2 separate regions of the Homo sapiens genome follow, and region 2 is linked to region 1. A link is an interaction called in ENCODE POLR2A ChIA-PET data of the cell type or tissue named here. Cell type or tissue: PC-9. All regions are shown on one strand. Links, peaks and the distances in the headings refer to the core of each region. The heading gives the core; the rest is flanking DNA. Region 1 has its middle 110 kb from the start of SCOC-AS1. Region 2 overlaps SCOC-AS1 (SCOC antisense RNA 1).

What was found. Peaks named below come from ENCODE experiments on the same cell type or tissue, not always from the same donor. Only the 100,000 strongest peaks of a DNase experiment are listed, where the experiment ranks them.
Region 2: POLR2A ChIA-PET joins it to region 1 with 8 read pairs; 2 of 35 experiments call an interaction of 5 or more read pairs at or near these places.

The regions. Positions count from the first base shown.
Region 1 is chr4:140,265,596-140,268,405 of GRCh38, reverse strand. It overlaps a transcript of SCOC not described here. Among named protein-coding and RNA genes, the nearest start is that of SCOC-AS1, 110 kb to the left of the region's middle. RefSeq lists enhancers at 148-647, 448-1,647. In PC-9, for the core only: no CTCF peak of the experiment used is centred there; DNase peaks (open chromatin) are centred at 645 and 1,255; H3K4me3 peaks cover 2,225 bases; H3K27ac peaks cover 2,500 bases.
Region 2 is chr4:140,341,927-140,344,736 of GRCh38, reverse strand. All of the region lies in intron 2 of SCOC-AS1 (SCOC antisense RNA 1), which reads left to right. It also overlaps a transcript of SCOC not described here. Among named protein-coding and RNA genes, the nearest start is that of SCOC-AS1, 30 kb to the left of the region's middle. In PC-9, for the core only: no CTCF peak of the experiment used is centred there; no DNase peak of the experiment used is centred there.

The DNA of each region.
Region 1 (2,810 bases), core at 6-2,505:
CTCAGCTAGGGTAAAAGGGAAAAAATTATAATGATTCATTTGTATACATTTGTCCTAGTGGGAATTTGACGTGATGGAAACATAAGAATATTAAATTAGAGGCACTCACTCCCTTATTCTCTGTTCTATTTGAACCAGACACAAGATACAAACGTTATATGGGGCCCAAGAATGCGACAGTAATTCAGTGATGCATAAGCCCCCACCAGAACACTTGGTTATTTCTAAACTGAGAGGACATGAGCTTTCTCTGCTCTCTGGTGCCACTGATGCCTCTCTTTTAGTGAATCCTTCACCCCATCCCAAATCAATTCCTCCATTAAAGTCCCTCCCTTAAGATAACAGCTTATGTCGTTCTGGAGAGAATGGGGTCAAGTAAGCCACATACTGGACTGTCCTGAAGTCGGTTGGTTTCCCTACAAACCTCTTTCAGCAAGGCGTCCCCAGGCCGGTCCTTAGCAGCTCTCTTCTAGGAATCAGAGCTGACCAGCTCCGGAGGCCAGTGTATCGGTCGGGATCTAACCAGGAAACAGAAACCACCAGGGAATTCCAGACAGGACTTTGAGGCAGGGATCAATTACACAAGGGATGGAGGAGCCGAGAGGCCAGCCAGGGTGGGGTGAGGAATCCAGACTGCAAAGACAGGAAGCTGACACCACCTCGGGGCAGAGGAAAGGGAGGAGGGGGTTCCCGGAGCTCAGGGTGCCTCGCGGAGTCTCCACGTCACTGGGTGGAGGCTGGACCCTTAGTGGACCTGTCTGGCAACAAATGGAGTGGGAGAGGTGCGCGGCTGGGAAGGAGGGGAGAAGGCCTCGTTTCTCCCTCTCTACCTCCACCATCCAGCCTGTCAGCGCCTCCTATCATCCTCCGATCTTAGAAAAGCAACCTACAAGGGTCAGAACCCTTTGATTTAGAACAGGGTAGAGGAAGGGCAAGAAACAGATCCCAGGAAAACAGAGCCAGAATGTGCACTGCCAGTAACCCCGCAAAGCTGGTCTCACTCAGATCTCCGCAGTCTCTCCAGGCCCCTGCACACATCCACCCCTAGCTCACGTTCAAAGGTCTCAAGCCACTGACGACTATGCTGACAACACTGATGCAACCTTGTGGGATACCAGCCTTTCTCATGAAGGCTCCGCTCCCATCAAATCTCCAGCATCAGTCAACCCGCTCCTTTGGCCTCCCACCCAGTGCTACCTTTAGCTCACTGTGGTTCCCGCTGACTCACCAGTGTCTTTACCGATTTGACTTGATCTTAGATCCATTTCTGTAAGCTGAACTCCAGCTCTAGTGGGTGTGGTCTGGGTTTGGTATCAAATAACCTTCTTTCTCACCACAGAAATATTCTATCCTTTTCTCTTTTCCAGCAGAAGATGGTGTTTTGCTCTCATGATAGGCCCAATTCAAGAGGGAAGGGAGGGAGACTCCACCTCTTTGCAGAAGAGCTTGTAGGGTGAGAGAGATTGCTGTGGACAACTTTGAAAATACAACGAGCCCCAGGAAGAGACTTTATAGATCTCCTCAATACTAATTAATAGTTTTTCTCAAAGATTTCCTCTCTCCCTTACTTTTTCTCTTTCTCCCTTCCTCCCTTTTTATTTTCTTTTAGTACCTAGACACAGGAAAACTTAATCTTTGGGAACCAGCACATTTCTGAATACAGCGTAATTATAGATTAAATTTTGAAAGACTTAATGGCTCTTTATTTTGTCTTGATTTTGTCAGTCTAGACTCTAACACCTTTACCACTAATATATTCTAATATATTAATAGAAGGAAACTGAACTCAGGCCCCATCCCCATGTTAGAGACTGATTGTGCCCTCTCAAATTTAATGTTGAGGTTCTTCCTAATCCCCAATGTGATGGCATTAGGAAATGGAGCCTTTGGGAGATAATTAGGTAATGAAGGTGTAGCACCTCACTCTCTGGGGTGCCCTTATAAAACGAAGACTCCTGAGAGCTCTTAGCCCTCTTTTTAGTTACCAACACAGAAAAGGGCCTTCACCAGAACCTGACCATACTAGCACCCTGATCTGCTACTTCCAGCCTCCAGGTCTGTAAGAAATAAATTTCTGTTGTTTATAAGCCACCAAGTCTATGATATTTTTGTTACAGCAGCCCAAGCTGACTCACACCCCCAAGAAAGCTGTCTCTACTTGCCATCTTCCCCATGGCTATCAGGCAACACAATCATCTTCTAGGTATGACATTATTACCCACAAAGTTTTTCTGCAACTTCTCCGTTTCCATCTTTGGCCATGTCAGGGAGTAAATAGACGCTCTCCCTCCCTAAACAACAGGACTTAACAGCAATCAAATCAAAGATTGGGCCTCAGAATTAATTGTACCAGGCCTACCCAGCAGAGAGCAGGAGCCCTTGAGACCATGGTTCAGCTGGGGAGACAGCCCTGGACAGAGCAGAGGGCACCTCTGCCAAAGTAGGTCCTCCAGCCCTGGCTGCCTTAGTCTTTCCACCAATCCCTGGAAAAGAGGCTTTTCTGGTGTGATCTAGCTCCCACAGCGGGAGAGAGAAGAGTTCACATGCACAAAAGATGGTCTCCTCTTGAAGTTAAGTGTGCTACAGAGATGGGACAGATGGCCACATCTTAATCAGAAACTAGACTTCAAGATTATTGAGGGTAGTGTTAAATCAAGTTTAACCTAAAGCTAAAGGTTGCTCTGTACATCGTGAACTATAGCCTACATGGAAGTAAACAAACTGTAGTCTACTCTTGTGCCAATCACCAAATTTTGATCAATCAAATGTGGCCAGATGTTTAAACCATGTTCAAATAAGGCAAATGCTGA
Region 2 (2,810 bases), core at 282-2,781, 76 kb before region 1:
TAAAACACCCTGGTGGGAGCATGTTAAGGACAGCGGTATCCCATTTCTTCAACAGCCCAGTACCTCGTACCTTTCCTCCCCTTATAAAGACTGAAAATACTCCTCTTTGATTTCCAAAGACCCCAGCATGTTTATGCAGTGCCAGGAGGGAAGCTTAGGTCTGGCTGGTGGTTTGTGTTAATTGTCTGGCTGCACTTTAGAAAGACGCTTTTTGAATCTAAGCATTTAGGGAGAAAGTGGAGAAGCGTGGCTGTATGAAAGAGCAATTGATGTTAAATATTCATGCTCTTGCTCTCTGTTAATCAAAATTAGTAACCCCCATTGCTTAGCTGCAGTCTTGCTGGCTTCATACTATGATTGCGCTAAAGGAACTTGGATAGAAAGCAACAACCACCACACGCACACACACCCCACACACACCCAAGGACTTGGGTGCTTGTAGGTTTGAAGTGTTTCCAGTTAACATTGTGCAATTCAGCACTGTCTATTTTTTCCAAGATGTTGAATGAACCATGGTTATCCTTTCCATCAGCATTTTAGAACTGCTCTCCCACTTGGTTCCTTCTCTCATGTTGAATTCAGCAAACTTTAGCCTTAAAAATCAGACATTTTCTGCAATAATCCTTAAAGCTAATTGCAGCATAGTCTAGTTCAGTTTTCAGTAATGATACAATTATTTTACAAGATAGAAAAGAAACTGACTATAATTGAACAAAATGTGGCGATATTATAGGTTGTTTTCGTAGCAACTTTGACATCATGTTTCCTGAACTTTTAGGAAATATTTTGTTTTTATTTATTTTAAAAAGTACATGTTATATAATGACAGCAACTTTAAAATTATCACTTAATTTAAAAGGAAAAAGAAAAACAGCTCTTAATTAAAACCTGTTTTTGTAACTATATTTTTTCAAGTTTTCTACAATGAGTATGCTTTATCATTATACTGAAAATAATAAAAGTTATATTTTTAAAAAACTGAGCTGTTGTTGAATGTATGTTTGAGAAGTTATCCATTTTTTCCTTACCTATGTCATCTGCAAGAGAAATGTTGGTGAATGTGCTGTCTTCCTCCTCCTCTTTCCTGGACCCGTCCATCTTGTTCAATTTTCAGACCTGTTAGTAAGAAAAATGAGGGCAGAGAAAAGCAGCAGTTGTCCCATGTGACCGCCCTTGTTAAATCATTAATCAGTGAACTTCCAAGCAGGTGCTATCTGATCCTTGCACTAGCCACCCTCTTCCTGCTTTCCACCTGAGAAGTTCTCACCTGAGTGTTGCATTCTTAACCGGAAGTGGTAGGAGACCCAAGTTAATGACTTACAACCCTTGACCGGAGGCTGCTGTGCTGGCACGGCTGCTGTACCCTGGCTAGATGCCAAACCCTGCCTTCAAGTTTCCTTAGGCTGAATTGCTCAAGGAAATTGTCCAAAAAGCGTAAGGATAAGGTTGGGGGAAGAAATTGACTTTATATGATTAACATATCTTTTAGATACCCACGGTAAACTTCTCAAGGATTTATCAATGACCAGAGCATGACCTGGGGGTAAGTCACAAACCCTCAGAGCCTCAATGTTCTATCTGTAATATGAGGATAAGTCTGTTGTGAGGATTAAATGGAAACTGCCTGGTACATGTATGAAGAAATAAGATTCATACATGTACATATATGCCATACATATATGCCATACATATATGTAGAAATATATGAAGAAATATTTGAAGAAATAAGAAGAAATATATATGAAGAAATAAGATACATGAAGAAATAAGATTATATATTGAGCTCATCAATACACTCTCATATTACTGTTCAGACACCTCATCCTGTAAAAGTTCATTGAAACAGCAAGGTCTCCCTTTTCTGTTTCTGGAGTTGAGCCCAAGAGGAGAGATGTTGGCTTCATTAGCCCTTAGGCAGGGACCCTTTGTTTGAGGAGGAAGTATTTCTTTACAACTATTTATCCAGGTGCCCTAGTTCACATTTGTATACAGACACAAAGCAAAACTATTTTAGAATTTCAAATAATCACTCCTTTGCGGAAAAAAATAGCCAAATTTGATGAAGCATTTTAAGCAGATATTAAAATTGTTACTACATGCTACATTCTGCACTGTGCTTTGATACATATAATATTTTTTTTATTCAGGCAAGTTCATTGTTACTATATCAAGCAGAATGGATGTGAGCTGTTGGAAATCCTGAATTTTAAAAATTAAATTCACTAGAATAGAATTCCCCCAATTTTTCAATTATATTCTGCAAATATTAAGTGCCTATTCTATACAAGCTGAGCACTTTGGAGGTTCAAAATAAAAGGTTTATTTATTTGCTATTAATAAGCTTATAAAAGTGTTCAAAAACAAGAATCCTGGAGGTTTACAGAAGGGAAAAAAATATATGCAGCTGACAGGACCCTGAAAGGCTTAGAGAAGGGGACATTTGAGATGCATGATCAATGAAAAGTGGGATTCAACAGGCAAAATTGGTCAGGTAGTGAGTGCTTTCTCAGTGAAGGAGTATGGGCAAAAGCTCAGAGACAGGAAGGTATTGGGCACATGCAGAAACCAAGAGTATGAGATACAGGTAAATAAGAGGTGGGAGATATGGTGGAAAATAGGATGTCATATCTAAGAGTGGTTTGAATGCTAGATTGTGTTAGTTCAAGTCCTCTAAGAATCAGACACCAAGATGGGATTAAAAAGATGAGATAAAATAGGGAGGGAGGCAGAAAGGTTGGAGGGACATTAGCCCATGATGCAAGTCTGACAAAGTGAAGTGAAGTGAAGACAAAGTGGAATGGAAGGTCCAG